Regions from separate parts of the Homo sapiens genome. Here all the other regions are linked to region 3. The links are chromatin loops, found by intact Hi-C in ENCODE. Cell type or tissue: PC-9. All regions are shown on one strand.

Region 1 (8,000 bases), 110 kb after region 3:
TTCAAGAAAGGAAGAGTATCATTAAAATGAAAATTTCTCTGTTGCAAACATCATAGAGAAAATGTGCAATCCCAGGCCAATAAGCAAATCTTTGCCCAAAATAAACATATTTCTTCTGCTACATCTCACTGCGGCCCTTAGAAAAACCGTACCAATGACTTATCTTACTGGAGGTGTTAATACCACCAACATATTTTATTCCTTCCTTCAGTTTTTCCAGTTTCTTTACCAGCAGTATCTGAACTTTTCATTTAGGAAACACCATTCTTCATGGTGCTTATGAAAACAGGAGGTGCCTGAAGGAGGCTGAGAAGAGGTTTGCAGCTTCTACTGTCCTTGATAGGGGAGGGGAGGGGAGACTGCATGCCATCTGATATTCAATTCCTCAACCATACTGGCAATTTGTTTTGGCTAGAACATTTAAAAGTGTAATAGCTCCACTGGGTTTCCTTATTCCACTTCTCAGATTTCAGAAAATCTTTATAATTCCTGAGTAGTTGCAGTGAGTGTGTAGAAAGACACCATCATCAACATAAGGATTCAAAAGGCAACTGTTGGGCAGTAGGACCATCACCTATGACCTCTGGGCCCCCACCGTCATCATAAACATCCACTTCTGCTTGGCCACACTTTTTCTTATTTCTTTTTCCCCAGTAAGCTGCCACTTATTGAGATAAAAGCCATACAGCACACCTCCTAACCTGGTTTTTGATACTTCATGGGCCTGATGCTTTTTTTTTTGAAACGGAGTCTCACTGTCGCCCAGGCTGGAGTGCAGTGGTGCTATCTCGGCTAGCTGCAAGCTCCACCTCCTGGGTTCACGCCATTCTCCTGCCTCAGCCTCCCGAGTAGCTGGGACTACAGGCGCCCACCACCACGCCCGGCTAATTTTTTGTATTTTTAGTAGAGATGGGGTTTCACCGTGTTAGCCAGGATGGTCTCAATCTCCTGACCTCGTGATCCGCCCCCGCTTGGCCTCCCAAAGTGCTGGGATTATAGGCATGAGCCACCACGCCCGGCCCGGGCCTGATGCTTTTTACCTAACGTGTCTGTAGTGTAATTTATGATGTACTTTGTGTAATTTATGTAACTTATGATATTGTGTGCTCTGATGCTGTCAATTGCTCATGCAAGAATCTGAACTACTGTCAAACTGTGTCCTCAGATTTAATGAATATTGTCTAAGAGGAGACAAAGTTGTTTGTAAGTTAAGGGTTCTTAGAGTTACTACTAAGTCAGGTGTGTCTGGTTAGATGCAGCATAGCAAACTGGTTACTCTCCTTTCTAGTTCAGGGAGGGCTATGCCTAGAACAGCCACTTAAAGCCTGCTGGCAGGATGTGCTTAAGCTGCCAAATGGCATCCCGATCACCTCCTCTCCAGGAAAAGTTCAGATCCTCCTGCTACACTGAACACAAGCTCAACAGCATTTTAGAGGGATCATTTTCAAGGCCTCCAGATTATTTTAGATGAACTTCCTTGAACAAATTGTCATTGACCTTTACTGAGCATCAATTTGAGTTAAAAATGAAGGCTGTGTCAGCAACGTGGTACATTGGTGGACTTGGGAGGGGGCATCCCAGATACATGATGCAGGGTTCAGAATAGGTGAGAATAATGAAGATTCTGCCATGGTGTCTTACAACACTAACATCATACATCGACTAGTGTGACAAAACCACTAGGTTTCCCCAACCGAGGCAGGCAAACCTTGCTTTGTAGAAATAGGTATTTTACTGCAAAGTTTTAGTCTGTTCACTAGGATGAAATCCAAAGTGGGCTGTATTTGTCTAACTCTCAAATTAAGTGTTCTCACTCATTATTCTTCAGCACTGGTTCCTGAAGGGTTACGTGGCCACAGTGGCAGCCCTGCTTACCTTCACTGATTTCTCGTAAGCATCCTACTTACAGACCAAAGTGGACTGCAATGAGTACACCTCAAACCTCCCGCTGCTCTCACCATCAAGCCTATAAGGATTGAGACTTCTGCTGGCCCCACATAACTCAAAAGAGCTGAATTATATGGCATGGGTAAAACTGGCACTTTTCTTGTGCATGATAACACTAGAAGGAGCATACAATGGTTATAAGTGGAATCAGTTTTTAATTGATCCGTTCTTTTGGTTGTCTTCAGAGTTAAGTGAAAATGAAGAGAAACTATGTAAGAAAGCAGCATAAAAAGCTTCTTGCTCACAAGCAACTTCAAGCCTTTTTAGTCATGCATGTTCCTTCTCGGCTTTTCTGTTTTGCTTGTCTCGTTCCTTCATTGTGAATTTTAAAAATCCAACCATGTTACCATATTCCTTTCAGTTGCACCAGTAGAAAAGGCGGTTAGCACCTGCATGAATATGGCTTCTGTGACTTGATTTGATCCTGACTGCAGTCTTCATTCTCGAAGCTGACATTAGATTAGGATATGGTGCTGCTTTCATTACTGGATCTATTATAGAAGCATTCCTGAGGGGCTGCTGGCTGGCAGGCATATCCTGGGAAGATGCTCAGGCACCTGGCAAGTCCAGGGGTTCTGGAAAGATGCTGGGGCAAGGGGCAGGCCACATGTGGAGGCTGGATCAGGAAGGAATTTAAGATTTCTGCTCATCTCTGGACTGTCCTCCACCAATTGGGGGGAGAAAGCTCGGCCTCTTCAAGGCCTAAAAATGAGTCTTTGATCATATTGTCCATTCATCTCCAGTCCTCTTTCTTCACCCCTCACAAGATTTCAGAGACGTGGCTTAAAGACAAAAGTGTCAGAGAGGTCAAAGGTGGTTTCCTTATGTGACTCAAGAGCCAGGGTCAGAAAGAGCTGCCTGTGAACAATATTCCACTTGGAAGTTTTCTATTAATGTAATTACTTTCATTTTGATGTAAGGAACCTTTTTTCTGCCCTTCAGTTTTTTTGACATTAAAGAGTCCTGCTTCATCCTACTTCACATGCCTATCAGCCAAGGTCATGAGCAGGTGCTGTGAGTTGCATTTGCTCTCCTGTCTGGAAACTGCCTCCTGGGGATGGGGGTCGTCCAGCTGCACAGTCACAGCACATAACGTAGAACTCGGCTGCGTATCAACACAACATTGCCCATTCATGAACGGTCCAAAATGTAAAAGGTGCTCTGCCGCTGGGTCTCTTGTCCAAGCACACCCAAGGCTGTGCTTGCTCAGGTATTACATTTTCTCCTGGGAGTTGGGGTGCAGAATCTCTGCTGGCCCAGAAAAACCACAAAGGACCGATGTAAAAACAAGAATGGGCCTCACTTAACAACTGATGTCAACTCCTTGCATGGTAACTTGTTCTCCAGGATGAAGTTTATGGCTATTTGTCTCCCTCTCTCCACCCAGGTATGATTCTGTTTTTTCTCCTTTTCATCACGTAAACCATAACAACAAAAAATCATTTTTTTAGTCTGGATAATACATGTTCTTGGACCTCTTCAAGAATAGTTTTGGTGAGTTGCAACATTATTGGAGAGAAAGATGCTGCAGGATTTTGCTGCAACAGGATCAAAACTAAGACCAATAATCAAAACAGCAGTGTGTAACGACAAAGACTTGAACTCTCCCAAGGCAACTGTCCTCAATGATCTTTTCTCTCTTCTGTGACAATGTGACATATATCAAGCTTTGGTTATAAAGCTGGAAATCTCAGCTTTTAAAAAAATTTTGGAAACATTTTGGTATTTCTTCTGCTCTTAGAGTGGACTTTGGGCTTCCACAAGAAACAGTCATCAAATATTTCTGCAATGTTCCCTTAAATAGTTTTCCATTGTTCCTGCGGCTTAATGAGGGACTTCTTAAAGAAGGCATGGGGCACTCTCTGCAGATGACCTCAGAAAGAGATGAGCAAAAACAAACATTTAGTGACACATCTTTCAAGAACGTCCTGCAACCCTGTGGTCACAAAGAGTATGCGTGCAAGGTCCTCCACCTCCAGTGCCATCATTTCCATGTGTCTTCATCTTAGTTAGTGGTCACACTGGCTTCCTTCTGACGCAGTCTTTCTTTCTGTTAAGGAAAAAAAAATGAATGTATCATTTTCTTTCATCTTTCTCAAGTTTTGATACATTTCTCAAATTTTGGTCTAGAATGCTGAGTTTCCGGAATTGTGCCAAATGGCCTAGAAATGAGAGTACCTCTACTGCTTTCCCTAAGCTCTTAGTTATCTGCCCCTCCCTACCTATCACCCTTACTCCCCAGAAAAACAAACAAGAAATCAATAACCAGCCAATCTACCAACTACATCCATCTAAAACACGGGCCTTTACCATGCCAGGGTGGTCTTTTCTGTTCTCTTCTTTTGTGACAAAGACCCTAACTTTGTAGTGTTACTCAAGGACCCCTTCCGTCCCTACCTTTGGCTCATTGATGGAATTAGAGAATGCCCAAGAAGATATGAAAAAAAAAATTACTATTTCCAATGATCAACTTGGCAGAACTCAACAAAAGCCATGCAAAATGGGAGATGACCAGATTTAGTCTCTGCAGAATGGCAGAAGTTCCCGATTTGCCATGGATGTTATGCTCTTCATTCTCCGAGCTTCCTCCTCAGAGACTGCCTTCTAAAGGGAAGGACATGGACATCTGCTGGGAAGACGTAAGAATACACAGGAGCACACTACACAGAAACATGGACCCCCATGGTATCTGTGACACTAGGGAAGCACACATATCAGTATGGTAAGGATGGTGTGCCTGCTCTGGGAGGAGGGTAAATAGAAGGCTAAAATGGAAAAGGGAGAAGTATACTCTTTTGGAATGAGCAGATGCAGAGAGAAGCCTTTGAGAATGGATCCTTAGCTGCTTATGAGCTATGAGATATGATGTTGCAGTGAATTACTAAATTGGCCTAGATATAAACTTAAGTTGATGATTTTTCGACACCCATCCTAAATTTGGACCCCATCCCTAACTTGCGAAATTGAATCAGGAATCAGTTTACAAGCTCTTCCCTGATTTCCACCCACCCACCCACACAGACAATAAAATAAGCAGCCCCAACAAGCCCAGGATCACAACTGGGAGCTTGCTCACAGGGGAGGTCGTAAACCCACTGTTTCCCTTTTGTCTATATGGCTGACCCCATTCTCTCTGCCTTGGGGGAACAAGCTTGGCTGTAAAAGTCTGGATAGAGGCCCAAATAAAAGGTCTGAGGAAGAGGGAGAGGCTCATGAAGGAAGAAGACAAAAATCAGGGTTCAGCCGACTGCCACTGAAAGTCATACAAATGAATGTCATAAATATACCATCAAACGGGTACAAAGGACATGTCCGGTTAGGTAGGGGCCATGTGCTCAACCATGGCTTTCCCCGACCAAAAAGTATAGCCCGGACTTCTCCATTTCTCATTCATCAACCTCATGCAACATTCATTTAGCTGCTCATGGGGTTGTTGGGAGAAACATTATGGTCAATCAACAGAAATAATCTCACTTTGTAACTTAGAACCCATTTATATTTTCAAAGGATTTGAAGCATCCAGCAAAAAGGTACTAATAATCTAAAAGGATAAAGTAAGTAGTTGTTGGACATCAGGGCCCAGAGAGGACAGAGTTTGAAAAATCCGAGAGAGGAGGGTGATACTTCCACTTCCCACTCATTGCCATTCCCCATTGCAGGGTCAACCAAAGCAGCTGAAATTCACAGCAACAAGGAAAACAACTAATATTTATTGAGCTCTTATTATGTGTTAGGCATTTTACATGTCTTTTCTCAGTTTTCTCAAAATAACCCCAAAAAAAAAGTAGTATGTTCTTTTCATGGAAGAGAAAGAAACAAAGTAACTTCACTAAGGTTTTACAACTATTTAAGTGGCAGAGCTGTGATCTGAACCCAGGCCATTTCATTCTCGGCATCCTGGGATCCTAACCATGTAGCTATTCTGACTATTGTCCGTAACACCTAGGTGGAGATTCATTGTGATCTCTACTGAAAACTGGACTTTGGAGGACAACGCAATCTCACATATAGGAAGGCTGGGGAGACTGCTGGTTTCCAGCATAGGGAGAGATGTCAGGAGACCCAGAATCTGGTCCTGGCTTTTGTTATCCACTTGCTAAGTGACCCTGGGTAGGCTGTATCTTTCTGCACTTCAAATTTTCCAACTATCAAAATAGGAGAATCCCTGCCTCTTTCTTTAATGGGGAAAAGGAACTGAAGAGAATGAATATATTTAAACATTTTGAGAAAAAGATACTTTGAGATAAGGGTGACTGTACTGCGGGTAGGGTGTGGAAGGATGTGAAATGGTAAGTGACTAAATTTGGTTTATCAGAAATGACCTATGTTGAGTTTACAGGAAAAACATATAAAGCTATGTTTTGTACCTCCACCCACACATACTTTTTTTTTTTTTTTTTTAACCATATGCTACTCTGGGATGGGAACTGAGAATCTGGATACTATGTTTCATCTCTGAGCTTTAGCCCTTCCTGGGCGCACCTCAATTTTCATGACAATCGTTAGATTATGTTGAAAAATATATCTCACCAGGCTAGCAGTGGGATTGATTTTCTTTGTCTCCACTTTCTTCTCTGAAGTCAACTTGCTGACTGATTCCTGAGCCATTTTCAATCTGAAATAGAAATAGGGAAAAGACAGGGGAGAGAGGGAAAAGAAAGGAAGAGGGAAAAGGAAAGAAGAAAAGAGTTAAGGCAGGTTAAACATAAACCCAAATGCTTTTGAATTAATCCATCAGCAATTTGAAAATACTGAAATGTTTTTTCAATGCTTGTTATTAAATTCAAATCCTAATTAGGTGTGAAGGCTTCTCTGCTTTATCAAAATTTAATTTTCTTCACCAGCTGAAGCCTGTTTTTGTGAACAATGTGGTAGTTTCTGATGGATGGAGTACTATGTGCACAGAGCATTATTTACTTCAGTGTTATCCGGCTTGTGATCCACTTAGCAGATAATGAGATGATTTTGAAGAATGAAGTTCTGAGGAAATGTGAAACTACAAATACTAAAATTCACGAATTCACATCAATTAAGATGTGATAACCTATAGAATGGGAAAAAAGATAACCTACGGAATGGGAAAATATAAATATATGTATTTTTCATTCTGTAGGTTTTTTTCCATTCAAAAAATATATTTATATATTATATTTATATATTACGTATATTTATATATTATATTTATATATTACGTATAACATATAACACATTTATATATTACGTATAACATAACATTTATATATTACGTATAACATATAACACTTTATATATTACGTATAACATATAACACTTTATATATTACGTATAACATAACACATTTATATATTACGTATAACATAACACATTTATATATTACGTATAACATAACACATTTATATATTACGTATAACATATAACACATTTACTTATATATTACGTATAATATATAATACATTTACTTATATATTATGTATAATACATTTATATACTATGTATAATACATTTATATATTATGTATAATATAATACATTTATTTATATATTATGTATAATATATAATACATTAATTATATATTATGTATAATATATAATACATTATATATTATGTATAATATATAATACATTATATATTATGTATAATATATAATACATTATATATTATGTATAATATATAATACATTTATTATATATTATGTATAATATATAATACATTTATTATATATTATGTATAATATATAATACATTTATTATATATTATGTATAATATATAATACATTTATTATATATTATGTATAATATATAATACATTTATTATATATTATGTATAATATATAATACATTTATTATATATTATGTATAATATATAATACATTTATTATATATTATATAATACATTTATTTATATATTATATAATACATTTATTTATATATTATATAATACATTTATTTATATATTATATAATACATATATGTATAATATAGAAATATATATTTTATATATATATATATTTTTTTGAGACAGAGTCTTGCTCTGTTGCTCAGGCTGGAGTGCAGTGATGCGATCTCAGCTCACTG
Region 2 (8,000 bases), 410 kb after region 3:
AAATTGCTATACATATTTTCATTAAGGATATGAGTTTTCATCCTGTAAGTCAAACACCACAGAAAGAAAATGCTATGAAGTAACCAATGCCCTGCAGAAACTGTGTAAATGAAAGCTAGAAATCATCTCAAGATTCAACTGCCAGTGTGTTCTCAATCACTGGAGTAATTTGATATTATGGAAAAACCTACTGAACCACCCAACTTTGATCTGTTCATGTCTATCAATGAACAGGAATGGAAAGAAGTTATTTTTCTATAACCAGATAGATAGATAGACCTCAATGCACACATACACCTAATAAAAACAACAAATATAAGCCACGTATAGGTAATCTCCAAATATCAGGAAGAAGGCAGAGAGGTTTCATGGATATATACACACACATGCAATTCTTAATATCTTACATACCCATCCTCTAATGCTTTGGTGTCATTTTACAGTTCACGTGAAACTTCCACTTAAATAGTAACCATATCTAGATTCCCATTTCATTTAAATAAATTCAAGTAAAGTTCCTAGGCAGGTTTCCAGAGAGTTAGGTTGCTTTAAAGTTGGCCATGCATTAAATAAAGCTTTGTCTCACAAAAGTGAACGAGTAACTGATACGGTATCTGTACATTCACTCTGCACAAGGTTCCTTTATCTCAAAAGCATTACTCGAAGACAAACAACAAATCAGATTACAGCTCTAGAGAACCATACTCTGCCTCTTCTAGCAACACTGCCAGCTCACAAAATTGTATGAGGACCAACCACCGGCTTCCTGAGGGATTTGCAATCTACCTTCTCCATCAGGTCCCCCAAGGTTCTCCTACTTCACACACATTCCCCCTTTCATTCATTCCACTGCATTCATCTTTCATCTTTCAGAGGCTCGTTAACAATAAGTGTGCAAAGGTTCACTTTAACAGCAAAACCAAAAAGAAACCCTTCAGCATTACATTTTATAATGAAATAAAACCCCAAATTCTGAGAGTCAACTAAGCTAGAACTAAAAGCCATTGCAGGAAGAGATTCATTCCCGGGTCCCTAGCTTCCTTTCACATTACCTGCTTCAGTGTACTTCAGTCCCACTTTTTCTTCTGTGTCTTTTGTCTTTGGGGGTGGCCAGACAGCTTGAAGTCTGCCAGGAGTCCTGTCATCCTGCTCAGTCAGGCTGTGGTCAGGCTGTTGAAAGAGCAGGCAAATAGTAAGTGGAATGTAGTCAGAGCCGATTAATTCCTGAAAAATGACATGCTAAACCTAATTCTGAAGTTAATTTTAATGGCTAGTTGCACATTGCTCTCATTCACTATAATTCAGATATCTCACTATAGTGTGACCCTTTTCCAGAAGTGTAACGTGATCAGTTGAGGTGAAAATTTAAAACTACAACAACAAAAAAACCTCAAGGCTAAGTATATATCACACAACCCTTAAAAGATTATTTTTATTATATAATTATTTGAAAAAGCACAAATATACTTTGACCTGAAGGTACAGACATAAATGTACTACACTGATGTGCATTTATGGGAATGTTTACCAATGTATCCCGGGACTCCAGGATTATTTAACACAAAGACTAATTTCAAGAACATCAGTGGTAGACCAAGACACCCTTTTTCAAACATTCCACACTGCTAATTTCCTTTTATTCCTATAAACGAATGAATGAGATTTGCCTTCATATTCCAGTCATTTTTATATGTGTTGATTTTTACAACTAGGAGAATGTTATATTGTGCTTGGTTTTTTAACTGCAGTCTGAGAAATTCTGCCAAAGACTTTCATTTTTAACATTTTAACTGAATATTTTAAATATATAGGAGGAATGATAGTCATACACTGAATTGATATTAAGCAAGAAATTCTATTTATTGTTCTTCTGATCGTTTAAGATCTACTGGACAGGTACTTGCTCATCTTTATAAATTACCTGAGTTAGTTTTCTTTGAGTAATAACAGCATCTATTAATTAGATGCTTCCCATGCACTGCCTTTGTTTAATTCTCATAACAACCATATAACCATTTTATTTTCCTCATTTTGCACATGAGGAGATTGAGGCTTGGAGATTATCAAGGTTACCCAGCCAGTAAATGGCAGAATTAGAATAAAAACCCAGGTCTCATTCTAAATCCAGTGCTCTAAATCTGGAAGCCTTCCAACCAATGTGGAACACTCTAATCACACCACAAACACATATTTTGTCAAATGGCAGACTTTCAAAGGAACGATAGACTTTCTGCGGAGGTATAATTAAGGGGTGAGGAAACCCTGTAAACCTGGGCTATACTGCCATCTTGCATCATTTCCTCATGCTACCTAGTTTTATAAGTGCGTTTACCATCAACGTTTAAATTCACGGTGACAGTTACCCTTTCCTACCTGCACATCTTTGTGTATATCCCTCTTGCAATATTCCAGATAAAAATCAGGACGCATGAAAAGCACTTCTGGTTAACTCCATACTCCTTACAGGACAATATAATTTGACTATAATCCTTTTTCAACTAAAAGAATCACTAACAGGCAACTAGGATTCACTTTGGGAGGAAACCTGGAAAGAAATACAGCAGCACCATATTTTATGTTAAAATGCAAAACCCAATTCTACATACACTTTTGGAATCAGAGGGGCCATCCGCTGGCTTAGAATTGGACCGTTCAAACACAGCTCTTAGCGACTCCTTCTCATGTCTCATCTTGCGCTTGAGAGCTTCCAGCTCAGAGGTGTCAGCTGTGGTCCCCTTTCTGGGGGGCCGGATGAATAGGGCTTTAAAAGCCTCCAGGGCTGTCTCTGGCGACTTTGGCTTGACCTCACCACCCTGGGTTTGTGGTACTCCAGGGCCGCTCTGGCTCTCTTGGTCAGCATTGCAGCCCATCTCTTCTCTCCTGGGCGACTCAGGGTCTGCTCCCTTCGGTTCAGTTTTGGGCATGTCAATGTTGAGCAGCAGAGAGAGCTGCTCCAGGAGAGTGGGAGTGGCCTTCGGATCAGTTGCTTTCTTCTCACTCTTCACTGTCTGCAGCCCTGCCTGCACTAAGGACTTCTGCACAGGCTGCGTCAATTTGAGCAAAGCTAAGTCCCCATCCTTTGGTTTAATTTCCGTGATGGTCTCTCCTCCCTCAGCGGTAGCCCCCTTCTTCAGCACACGAAGCCCACTGAAAAAAGCTGGAAGTTGGAATGACTTCTCTCCAGAGACTTCTTTTTTAGAAGAGGCACTCTCAGTGATACCAACACTCGAATTCTGGTTTGTTACTGCAGGTAGGTCTTGGGACCCTTCTTCTCCCACCTGGTCCTGGCTGGGGCGACGCTCTGTCTGAAGACCACCGTTGCCAGCTTCCAGTTTGCTGCTCATCTCAGGTGGAATCCTTTGAGGATCTTCTGCACAGAGCTCTGCACCATTCATTTCCCCAGTGACAGTATTTTCCCTGAAACCTCCTGGGTTTTCTTTGGACTCCTGAGATGGCTCAGATAAAACACCACTAGGGGACTTTGGGCCATTGGTGCTGCTTCCCTCCTCTGGCTCCTGGCCACCATCATCAGAGTCAGAATCACTGGTGGTGTGCACCAGGGTCCCACGAACACAAATGACATCGTCTTTTGTCCCTTTCAAAGTAGACAGTGGAAGCAGCTCTTGAGCAAGGAGAGATGTCCCTGCTTCTTTTCTCTGACTTCCCTCTGATTCTGTCTCCACGCTTGCAATTTTCTCATCATTTCCGAGGTCAGGTGAAACCCGAGACCCTGCTTCCTGTGGATCCAAGCCATTGCTGGAATCATCCTGCTGAGATGTGGGATTCACGTCTAAACTATGGAATGCTTTCAGCACAGCATCTTCCTCTTCTGGATTCACAGATTCTAATTTACTCGTAAACCCAAATAGGGATTTCATAGAGAACTTACTCAGGATCGACTGAGCCACTTCAAGTCCGGCTTCTGGTTTTGCTGGTTCTGACACATCACTGCCATCCAGAGAATTATCAACGTTCTCCATGTCTCAGTAATGCCCTTGGTGGAAGTTCTGACTTGTGTTACCTTCTCCTGCGCTCTCAGTTTATCCACTCCATCTGCTCTTAATTTACAGGACAGAGAGCAACAGGACCCGGGAGTCAGGCTGTCAGCCGCACAGCAAACACACTTGGTCTCTTTCGGGTCACAGTGCCCTCCTTCCGGTTTGTGCGATGATGTGTTCCAGGGCAACTGTGAAAAATCTGTGGAGTCTATGCCCAGAAGCAGCCGAGGCTGCGCACCTTACTACACACGGACCAGGGAGGCTGCTCTTCTGAAACTTCCGTATTTATTCCCGGGGACAAAAGCCTTTTTGTCATAGGGAAAGTCAGCCTGCCCTGTAATCCCAACCCAGGACTTCACGAGGAGCTCCGCCCCAGGCCGGCGGTTCTCCTGGTGGCATTCAACTTCCTCATTGGTGAGCAAGTGAAGGCTTCTGAAAGTGCTGAGCCGGCAAGCTGATACTGAGGGCACTTAGCCACTGCCCAGAGCAGCCTAAGGGAATCAGAAGTAAATCAGCAGAAAACAACTGAAATACTTCTGACACAGGCCTTCTTTTTCATCTGGATTATGATCAGAGAGGCCTGGGGCATCCAGGCCAAAAAACTAGCAGTACACCCAGATCAGCAGCCACTTACGAAGCCGCAATCAAGGAAACAAATTAAAGAAAGCAATAGATCATCTCAAAAGTGCCTAGAACTCTCAAAGCAGTTAATTTACTGCCCTTGAAGCTTTTTTTAAGTGCTTTCTTCCGCTTCCCTGCAGGTTTCATCTGGAATGCAGATTTTAGCTCCTAAAGCCCGTGAGGGATAACCCACACGACTGGTTTCAGATGACTGCTGTTTTAGCTCTGCCCTAGCTGTCTCAGTGCTCTACAAACAGGTATTAGGCAAGCACACCCACCACACCCAGTGTCCACCAGCAACAGGGTGGCAGAGTAAACAGCCCAGGCTCCGCAGGAATGATTACCCTCTACACTCCCTGTGCCAACCGCAGGCTTCTTTCTGCTCAGCAGCTGTGACTTCCTGGCTGCCTTAGAAATCCTGGCAGCAGCAGGACACGCCTCTCCCCCTTTGGTGTCCCAGCCAACTAAATGAAACCTGGCATGACACAGTGTAACACACAACCTGCCCTATTAGACAAAACAATTTGAAGATCCCCAAGGATCCACGTTCTCCTAAAGGGCAAAACATCTGAAAAGTCTCTATCAGTCAGATCTCTATCACAGACCCAATTTGCCTCAACAAAAACAGGACAGACAAAACAACCTCCAAACATCAGCCCAGTGTAGTTTCTACCACTCTATTTATATGCTGGGAAACTGGCAACAAAGGATGGGGGTAAAAATTGCAGCCCTGTTTCCTAGCTGCATAGCTGCCTCTTGGGACAGCTCCCTATCTACCTGAAGGCCTCAAGTGTTTTCCAAATCCAGTCCCACTAAGCAGGCATGCAGTGAGTGCCTGGGATGGACAGGACACTGTTCTGGTTGGAGAGGCAAGTCAAACTGGCTGAACAGTAATTGCCATCTCTGTTTGAGCAAAGGTCCAAGAAGATTGTGGTCAAGTGTTAAACACAAACAGTAATTCCTTCTGCAAAATGGAAATGGTAGCCATAAGGAAAATGACAGTCTTGCTTTATCTGCAGGAGTGGGTGGCTGCATGTCACACATTGATAACTTGAGCCATGTTCTTCAGTACTAAAAACAATCTAAGCATCAATACTGAGAAATTCTGATTGCAAAAATACATTTCTAGCAATGTATTCAAAAGGAACGCTCACACAAATAAAAACGCATCATTGCATCCCATCAACCACTAAGGGTAAGTAAAACACTTTCTAAATCTTGATTTGATCTTGTGTTTTAAACAGGTACTTCTCTGTTTGCTCCTGATCATAGTATTTTTGGGAATTATTAACTGAGGCACTTAATCAAAAAGCCACCAGGACACTGCAGAAAAATTCAATGGTGTCTTTTAAGTCTAAGAACAAGATTCTTGTCTAGAGGAAATACCCATTGATTAAAATCAGACATCTGCTTCTTCAAGATTGTAGAAAGAAGAAATGATCACAACAGATCATAAGATCAGTCTTTCTCTTTTTTTTTTTTTTTTTTTTTTTTTTTTTGAGACCGAGTTTCGCTCTTCTTGCCCAGGCTGGAGTGGAATGGTGCAATCTCCGCTCACCACAACCCCCGCCTCCCGGGTTCAAGTGATTCTTCTGCCTCGGCCTCCTGAGTAGCTGGAATTACAGGAATGCGCTAGCACACCCGGCTAATTTTGTATTTTTAGTAGAGACAAGGTTTCTCCATGTTGGTCAGGCTGGTCTCGAACTCGTGGCCTCAGGTGATCCGCCCGCCTCGGCCTCCCAAAGTGCTAGGATTACAGGCATGAGCCACCGCGCCCGGCCTAAGATCAGTCTTCTTACGAGCAATGCAGATCATCCAATTCTAATATGGCAGGGGGCAGTGGGAGAGGGCACGTATTTGGTCTTTTTTTTTTTTTTTTTTATGAACTGAAAAGACTCAATTTCTCAGACATAACTAATTATTGATTTCTGGAATAAGCTTCCAGGCCCCTCTATAGATTTGGGCAAAATGGAACAGATGCTGGAAGGGGCTACTGGCCCTTCTGCACCATGGCATGGAGCAGAATTATAAGGTTTCAGTATCCCCTCAATACTCATAGATGCCAACACAATTTCATGGGAAGTGGGTCAAGTCTTTGGTCCCAGGAGATTATCTGATTTCATCCCCTTGGCTCTAGGTAAGTAAGGTATTATTAGGCCCATTTTTAAAGGTAAGCAACCATAGCTGAGAGAAGGTAACTTGCCAAACTTAACACAGCTAGTAAGTGGGGAATAACATCATCTAAGATTTGAGGGTTGACCATGTGCCAAGCACAATTTTAGGTGCTCCACACATATTAACTCACTTAATACAGATAACAACCATATTATGAGTTGTTATTATTATTATTCTCTTTTTCCTGCTAGAGAACCGAGGCACAGAAGATTAAAAGTCTTGCCAGTCCACAGAAACAGTGGATGGTGGAAGTATAATGTGAATCCATGCAGGCAGGCTCCAGCATCCACACTCTCAACCACTCTTCGAAAGCCCAGAGGCTCCACTTCCTTCCCGAATAGAAGACCACACACAGCGAGGTGCAAAGGTTTCAGCCCAGTTCATTGGTGGTCTTTAACTGGGATGTGAAGTATACTTTATCCTCTTAAATGACACAGAAGACAAACATCACCAAAAACAAACAAACAAACAAAAAACAACAACCTTATACTGAGGATGACTGTTCTTTTCTTTTGCATAACTTGGGGAAAAATCTACAAGTTTTCTTAGGAAAAAATGGAGAGAGAGGAAAGAAAAATCAAGCAAAAATTCCAGTAAACCTAGCTGGCCTATCTATCTAACACAGAAGAGACACGGAATCCTCTGGGCTCAAACACATCAAGGTTTTCCAGTTTGCCCCTACCATTCTCCTTCATTTATGAAGCATGACTTCTATTAAGAAGACTTCTTCATCCAATGTCATAAATGAGCACCAACAATGAATGAGGCTGTGAGGACATAAGAATGAAGATAGCCCTGCCTTCCACCTCCATGAAATGTGTAGTTTAGTTGGAGATCTCTATTTAGAAAGAGGAGACTCTTGTTTACAGACTGTAACCAAGGACTTTATCCCCCAGGTTCAGTCTAATAGTAATAGCTAGACCTGAAACAATTTTGAATGAAAGCCAGCAGTGACCATTTAAATATGAACACGAGTAACAGGAGCACGAGTAAGATTCAAAGAGATCTTTTAACACGGACTCTTTCAAGCCACTGGTTCTCATGACCATAAAAAATGTTACCACTGCTGGTCACTCAGGGAATGAGAGTGTTTCAGATTGTAATATTCAAATAAGCAACCTACAAATTCAATCTAAATTGGTCTTGAAAAATGAATCTCTTTAAAGCTTTAACATTTTCAGGGAGGATAGTAATCACTTCTCTTGG
Region 3 (8,000 bases):
TGTAGGATCTCCATCAGGCACTATCTTCTTTTAACCTTTCCAGTGAAGGTTAAACTCTGACCAGAGGAATTGAGCGTGTTTACAGAAAATCAGGAATGGAACAGAATTAGACTGCTTTTCCCCTTACTTCCCACTCCCTTACAGCATGTTCCATTGGTACTTGAGTCTAGAGGCATCCAGAGGTGTAAGAATAACCAAACACAACAAAGATTAGGAGTAACGAAGTGTTTTCATGCAGTGCCGCACCCCAGTGAGGTGGGCTGGCTAAAAGGATGTGATACAAACTGATATCCAGGGAATGGCAAAGAGGAGTAGCTGGGCCTGTCCATCATCTCTTATCATGACTCACAGCCCTTGTTTAAGGAATTTGAAGTCTAGGTGGATGAAAGGGACATCAAACTTAAAATGCATAGCTGCAACCTACTAGATAGAAGCTGAGAACCCTATATGTGGATCAGGCAGTCACTACTGGAGTTCAGGAGGGGAATAAGGCATTGGCCCCTAGAGAAGACATCACAGATCAAACTTGAGCTAGACTTCCTTGAGGACGGGTAGGATGTAGATGATAAAGATTCAGCTTCAGGCAGTAAGAAGTGAAAAGAAACATACTTTTTAACCAGTATGTGTTGAGTGGAGGGTGGTTATGGGGAAGGGAGGGTGGCAGGGAAGGCTGGATGCATTTAAGGCTGTCGCCAAGTTTTTCTGCTTAAAGAGCATCTGGGCACAGTGGCACATGGTCTATATTACTCAGGGCCCTAAGCTCACCTGAGAAGCTCCAGCCTCCCTTCTGCACCTTGCCCACAGAATGTTCTGTAACACTTCTCTGTCCTTGCAGATAAATAGGCTGCCCCAAATCTAGCGATACCCTCGATGGTGGCAGGGGTAGTAGCAGTGGCATTGGATGGGACGGTGGGTTGGATATTTCCCTTTGTATTGGTCAAATACATGCACAGATGGCACCAACACCACGGGGATCTCTGGAGATGAAGGTAGGTATTTCTTCAGTCACTCAGCACTTAACAACTGTCAGAGAGGGCCGGGCGTGGTGGCTTATGCCCGTAATCCCAGCACTTTGGGAGGCCGAGGCGGGTGGATCCCGAGGTCAGGAGATTGAGACCATCCTGGCTAACACGGTGAAACCCTGTCTCTACTAAAAATACAAAAAATTAGCTGGGCATGGTGGCGGGCACCTGTAGTCCCAGCTACTCGGGAGGCTGAGGCAGGAGAATGGCGAGAACCTGGGAGGCGGAGCTGGCAGTGAGCCGAGATGGCGCCACTGCACTCCAGCCTGGGCGACAGAGCGAGACTCTGTCTCAAAAAAAAACAAACAAAAAAAACCAAAAAAACTGTCAGAGAGATAATAGGAGAAATGTGCCCCTGCACTCGCACTGCACAGCATGTGCCGGATCATCTGTGAAATGGATCTTTCCTCTGGGAGCTCCATCTTTTCCAGGTGATTGTTCACTTGGACATATTTGATTATAAGCTCCCAGAGTGTCAGACACGGACTTCTCATGGCAAGTTAGACGATCCCAGGTGCCCAGTGGGTGGCAGTGCAGTGAGTGGCAGGAGGAAAACTTTCCTGCTGGCTTTTGGTCTGACCAAGACAGAGTGATACTTATCCAGGGCCTAAAATAACCATAGCAATAGGCCTTGCCAGAAGGGATCTGTGGCAGGCTCCTGGCACTACTGGTCAGTTCCCCCAGTGGCCTGTTCAAGTTTTTCTTTGCATGAGACAGAGGTTATGGCTGAGGAAACAGCCAGGCCAGGAGGCTAGCCTGCCCTGCAGAAGCCCAGGGGACCTTCCTGATGCCATCTTTCTGGTATGACAGCTCAGCAGGCCTGTGTCAACAAGCCCTGCACGGTTTGGACAAGATGTGAGTGACTAACGTTTTCCTCTGGAGCAGCAGGAATGGATGGGCCTGCTGGGAAGAATCCCTTTGCTGTGAGCTACCTAAGACGCCTGGCTCCTGAATTGAACCAGCAGGTCCCTTCTCTGTATCTTGCTTGCTTTCCTTTAAAAAAAAAAAAATCCTCAGCAGATGATGGGAGGAATTATTTGCTGAGTTTGTCCAGACTCTGAATAGCCCTTGGTCACTGAAGTGTGCAAAAACATGGCAACAATGCAGGTGCTATGGTCTGAAAATGTTTGCAAAGGAAGGAGAGGAAAGAGCAGTTATTCTGACAGTAAATGATACATAATACTAATATTGGAAGGATTATTTTTTCCCTGTGTGGTCAGTGAATAGAATTTTTGGCAGTCGTCTATCATTTAACTAGGTCTGTATAGAGCACACTGGAGCCTGGTAAGGACCTCTGGCTTTTTTTACAGTCAGAGTTTTGGTGCCTAGGGGTCTGGGCTGTGGACAGGCGAGATGTACCTGCAGGCAGGGAGTGGTCAGCTTGCTCTCAGCTTGCCAGATCCGTGACTCTGACGAGAGAGTTATCAGTACCTACAGAGCTTCCTCCTGCAGCCTGCCTACCCACCCAGGCCATCTTCTGACACTGCCTCAATGTGTCCATGCTCCAGGCAGGTCAGATCACCTCCCTCATTCGGTTTGGACATCAAGGAGACTGTGTGAATGACCATCAGCCTCTCTCCAGTCTACCCAAAGGTATCAGGTATCCAGCACTATTCTGATGGAGAAGCAGTAAGAGTGAGCCTACCTTAGATCTATTAATAGAGCTCATTCAGCCAAGGAAAAGGATCCAACTAACCCAGATGACTACATGAGCCTAGGTCATTCACATGTAGCTTTGGTGAGTAATGAGAGATGCACGCATGATACCCCTGCTCCTGTCCTTTGGTGCCCTGCACCCCTCTCAGGTGCTCTCCAGAGTCAGCCCTTCTGACTGCAGGGCAGACCCCAAAAGGAGATCAGCTTTTCACCTCGATTACCCCTAGTACTTAAGACATTTGCCTTCATGAGTTTTTGGTAATCAATATTGTACAGCCAGTAATTTAATTTTTTCATGGTATCAATCTGATATTAAAGCTCTAGTATCTGGGAAGAGCACAGCAAAGCTTACCTGACTGACTCCACTATTATATTTGGAATGGATAATTGAGATATAATTTAAAGGGTAGAATATATTCTTTCTATAACTGCAAAAGTTTGCTATAACTCACAAAAGGAAATACAAAATTGAGTAATAGTGTTGGAGGAGAAGGAAGCAAATATTTATTTTGTATCTACTATGTGCCAAACACTTTATGTATTGTATTTTGCCCTCAGAAATCATATGCAGATGATTCTATTTTACAAGGGAAAGTTGAGGTTTAGAGCAGGTGAGCAACATGCCAAGATGGAACAGAAGGGGCATAGAACCTGGATTCAAGTCAGAGCAGGGTTTACACCCTCGGTACCATTTAGATGTGGGTCAGATAATTCTCTGTGGTGGAGGCTGCATCCCTGGCCTCTACCCACTAGATGCCAGTGGCATTTCCCCCATTTGTGACAACAGAAAATGTCTCCAGGCCAGGTGCGGTGGCTCATGCCTGTAATCCCAGCACTTTGGGAGGCCGAGGCGGGCGGATCACCTGAGGTTGGGAGTTCAGAGACCAGCCTGACCAACAGGGAGAAACCCTGTCTCTACTAAAAATACAAAATAAGCCGGTTGTGGTGGTGCATGCCTGTAATCCCAGCTACTAGGGAGGCTGAGGCAGGAGAATCACTTGAACCCGGGAGGCAGAGGTTGCGGTGAGCCGAGATTGCACCATTACACTCCAGCCTGGGCAACGAGCGAAACTCTGTCTCAACAAAAAAAAAGAGAAGAAAGAAAACATCTCCAGACATTGTCAAATGTCCTCTGAGGGTCAAAATCAGACCCGCTGTGGAGACCCATGGCTCTAGAGGCTTTGTTTTTTCTGCCATCACACACTCGGAGGGAAATTTGGGGGTAACTTTAAGGATGCTATATGGATAACTTATGTTTCAGTATTTTTTCTTATGAAGATAATAAAAGCTGTCGTGGATCATTTCGAAAATAAAATAAAGATTGTTTAGAATCGTACCACCTAGAGATACCCACTTTCAGCATTTGGCTATGTTTTCTTCCAGTCTGTTTTCTGTGCACACATAGGTAGTTTTTAAAATCATACAGTAAATCTTTTATCTCTTTTTATACTTAATATTATATCAAGAACCTATCCCTATATTAAAATCAGTGTAATTATTTTTAGTAGCTGCATTATATCCTATTATATGTTTATGCCTCAATTTACTCAAGCATTTTTGCAAATGGCCATTTAGAGTTTTTCCAGTTTATCCCATCATAAACACAGCTTCAATGAACATATTTGTGCATAAACGTTTGTGTACAGTCTTGATAAATTCTCTGGGGTATATATTTCTATGAAAAGAAGAATAATTGGGTCAAGCTCTGTACCTATTGTTTAGGCTGCATTTCCTACATACTGTCAGGTTGCTTTCTGTAAGTGTTGGACTTATATGGCTGTGCTTTCTCTCTCACTTGTTTGTGGGTGTCTTGTCTCACTTGTTAACTATAAGTATTAACTTTTTAAAGTATTTTAATTTGATAGGCAAAAATGGCATTTCATTGTTTTATTTGTGTTTATTTGATGACCAATGAAACAGAACATCTCTTCCTATTATATAGCTTTTTGCTTTTCTTAGTCTCTGAAATATTTGTTAATACGATGCATTGCTTCTTTATTAGATCTAATTTTTGTCTATCCACTTTAAGATTTGTTTCTTTCCATTTTCACATGTAGACTTAAAACTACAGTTCTTTAAGCTATTTAGCAGCAGTAGAGGAAGACTTGAGGCAAGTTGGAGGAGAGATGAAGGGGAGTGCTTTTGTATAAATTGGAGATCACCTCAACTATAGAATTAACTGAGCCCTGAAGTTGGAAGAAGAGGGAAGAATGGCGAGAGAGGAGGTAGTGCAGAGGTGTGCGGTCAGGATTTCCTGTAATGGCCACCAGGTGGTGCCATCTGCCCGGGACGATTTGATGTCTCTGGTGCAGGAGAGCGGAGAGCTGGGGAGAGTATTAATAAGGTGGTCACAAGCGAGGTGATTGGAGTGCCATTCATACATGTGGGACATTAGTTGGGCCTCTGTAATTAACCTGTCAATGATCATGAGTTGGTGCACGTGTGTTTGTGTGTAGAGCGGGGAAGAGAAGATTAGGGCTGTTAAAAAAAAAGAATATATATATATATATATATATATATATATATATATATATATATATAATATATAATATGTTATATATACACATATGTATACATATATACATATATAACATATATAATATATGAATGGCAGCTTTATTGAGATATAATTCACATACTATACAATTCAACAATTTAAAGTATACAATGTAATGGTTTTTGGTATATTCACATAGTAGTATCAATTTTAGATTTTTTATTGCCCCAAAAGAAACTCCATTCCCCTTAGCCATTCCCCCCATCTCTGCCTCCTTACTCCTTCCCTCAGTCTCCTTTCCCCAGACCCTGGAAACCACTACTCTACTTTCTATGTCTGTGAATTTGCCTCTTCTGGACATTTCATATAAATGGAATCAGAATAGGTGGTCTTTTGTGGCTGTCACTGCTTGTCCTAGCCAATGCTATACCAGCTTGACTTTGTGGCAGGAGGCATCAGGGTATCCAGATAGACTTACTGTTTTAAAAGAAACAGCATTTCCAGGCTGGCTAGGACAGAGAAAACTACGTAGAACAATACTTTTCCTACCTGGTGGATCATCAGAATTACCTGGGAAGCTTAAAATGAAAGATTCCTGGCCCCTAATCTCTCCAGGAATTCAAATATGGTAGTTCCAGGGAGTCTGAGCTGCTTGGGATTTTTTTCAGTGCCACCAGTGATTCTAATGATTGTCTAGCTGTAAGCAGTGGGACTCAAGTTTTGAACAGAGGCATGAGAAGAAAATGGCATTTCCCTGCAGATGGGCTGTACCAGCTGCAGCTTCAAGTCCAGTGCCTCTTGTGGGAAAGGAGCCACTCCCTTGTCATTCGCCACATCTACACTGCAACGCTGGTTTATGTCAGACTATCATCTTTGACTCGGCATGACAACAGTGCATATTTGAAGGCCATCAAACCAATGATATTAGCCTTGTTTACGGTTTAGCTGGAAAATATCTCCCATGTGGTATAGTAAGAAGAGCACTGAATTTGAATTCTGAAGCTCACCAGAGTGTTCCACTGACTAGTCTCAGGGCTACTGTGAGCACCCAGTGAGAGTGGCCATGAGAGGTGACACACTGCACAAGTCAGGGCACTGGAATCATGGGACAAGATGGGACCTTAGAGAATGTCTTGTCTGCCTGCCTCATTTCATAGTAGAGAAAATGAGGCCCTGAGAGGTAAAGTTCTTCACTGAAGGTCATACGCCAGCTATTAGTAGTGTAGCCAGCACCAGGGTGTCCTAGCCTTTGCCTCCTTCTGTTTCTCACTGTGCCCTCCTTCCCTACATTGCTCTCTTTTGGGATCTGAGGAATCATATTCAATCACCTTTCATTTTCAGAAATGAGGAAACCCAGGCCTCGTTTGTCCATGGCTACAAAACTAATTGATTTATATTTGCTTTGGATGACTAGGAGTTAAAATAATGACAGGTGAAAAATCCAAGATGGCGTTTGTATACCGCTTTTAAGAGCAATCCACAGCAGATTCAAGTTTTGTGAGGCCTGAAACTCATGCAATTTGAAAACTTTTTTCAAGAAAAATAACACACAATTGCAAATGAAAAGTTAGGTTCCAGGCCTTGGAAGCAGTCTGCGCCCATGAGGGGCCCTCATTCACTTCACTATAAATCCACCTCCAGGAGCAGTAATAAAGAGATCCCTACTCATGTTTGTGCTGCTAGGTTCTTCTGTTTGTATAAATAGCATGTGTCCTGCTAAGTCACCTCCACTCTTATAAAATGGAGGCCATTCTGCCAACACATGTGTATTGAACATCTCTTTATCTGTAAGGAATACAGAAGGGAACCAAGAAAGGAAACTAAGCTACCATCTCTAACTCAGGAGATGAGGCACAAAGGCAGAATGGAGGAATTCCCTCCCTGCTGTGGTCTGGGCCAGGGTGCCTATGGGAGCCCAGCCTCTAGGAGGTCTCCAGTTTTAATCTCAGATAATCTTCCTCTTGTAGTCATTCTTCTCCCTCTGCCTATCAAATGCAGATGTTGAGATGAGTAAACCCTTTGGGGTTTTTGGATGAAAAACTTTTCAAGATTTACATGACATTTTTGGGGTTGTGCCTACCCAAAAAAGTCTTATATCTCACATCACTGCCTTAGAAATGAATTAAAGGTGCATTTATCCATCAGGGCCACATTCCCCTAAAATGCACCTAATAGCACTGAAACAATTAGAATAACACAGGGATCCTGAATAATCCATGCCTCTTGTCAAGAAATTTTTTTCTATTTTTATTTTTGTAAAACAGCTTCCTTATCCAGTTGTGTTTAGTTTATTTAAACGATCACATCAGCATTAGGTTCTGGTTTGGGGTTTTTTTTTTTATTTGTTTGTTTAAGTCTCGTTTCTGACACTTTCTGAAAGATGCAACATGGAGATAGGCCAGGAGGGAAACTAGTTTTAGGGTGTTCTCATTACATTCATTTTATGTCATTTTTTATTATTAGGTTTACATTATTGAATTCCTGTGGAGAAGAGGAGTCAGAGCTGTGAATAAGTCATAAGTCCCTATAGGTAAAATCAAGTACTATTTGTCTCTGATCAAAATTGCCCTTTCCATTGATAGGAGAAATGACTGGGCCTCCTTGTCATCCAGAGTTCATTTTGTTTTTCGTGGCAGTTTCACTGTCTTTGGGAATTGAGCTTTTTGAAATGTTAAAGCACGAGAAGCATGAACACCTTGGCAGGGTTTGCAGTATCTCCTTCTAGTGCAGGATGGAGGGCTCCAGAGCTGGCAATTTGAGGAATGGCTGGTGGCTTCTGATGTCACCTGCCACTCATGTGTCCCTCCCTGTTTTGAATCATGGAT

What was found. A loop is a pair of places that touch in the nucleus more often than their neighbours do. Peaks named below come from ENCODE experiments on the same cell type or tissue, not always from the same donor. Only the 100,000 strongest peaks of a DNase experiment are listed, where the experiment ranks them.
Region 1: it touches region 3 in a loop (4-fold over the local background); 3 of 110 quality-filtered maps call a loop at or near these places.
Region 2: it touches region 3 in a loop (6-fold over the local background); 3 of 110 quality-filtered maps call a loop at or near these places.

What each region holds. Positions count from the first base shown.
Region 1 is chr15:32,770,358-32,778,357 of GRCh38, forward strand. FMN1 (formin 1) reads right to left here. Exons shown (of 21, transcript NM_001277313.2): 20 at 6,478-6,562; 21 at 1-3,997. The coding sequence ends at 3,953. Among named protein-coding and RNA genes, the nearest start is that of GREM1-AS1, 55 kb to the left of the region's middle. RefSeq lists an enhancer at 3,211-4,410. In PC-9, no CTCF peak of the experiment used is centred here; a DNase peak (open chromatin) is centred at 3,844; H3K27ac peaks cover 1,626 bases.
Region 2 is chr15:33,063,905-33,071,904 of GRCh38, forward strand. FMN1 (formin 1) reads right to left here. Exons shown (of 21, transcript NM_001277313.2): 6 at 1,053-1,170. It overlaps LOC124903459 (a long non-coding RNA gene), which reads left to right and starts at 2,994. Exons shown (of 2, transcript XR_007064574.1): 1 at 2,994-5,814; 2 at 6,986-8,000. RefSeq lists an enhancer at 3,163-3,986. In PC-9, no CTCF peak of the experiment used is centred here; DNase peaks (open chromatin) are centred at 1,187, 4,457 and 4,897; H3K4me3 peaks cover 4,843 bases; H3K27ac peaks cover 4,309 bases.
Region 3 is chr15:32,657,861-32,665,860 of GRCh38, forward strand. All of the region lies in intron 10 of ARHGAP11A-SCG5 (ARHGAP11A-SCG5 readthrough), which reads left to right. All of the region lies in intron 2 of SCG5 (secretogranin V), which reads left to right. SCG5-AS1 (SCG5 antisense RNA 1) reads right to left here. Exons shown (of 4, transcript NR_135505.1): 4 at 7,842-8,000. LOC124903458 (a long non-coding RNA gene) reads left to right here and starts at 5,731. Exons shown (of 2, transcript XR_007064573.1): 1 at 5,731-7,705. In PC-9, a CTCF peak has its summit at 4,918 (motif pointing right); a DNase peak (open chromatin) is centred at 1,901; H3K27ac peaks cover 359 bases.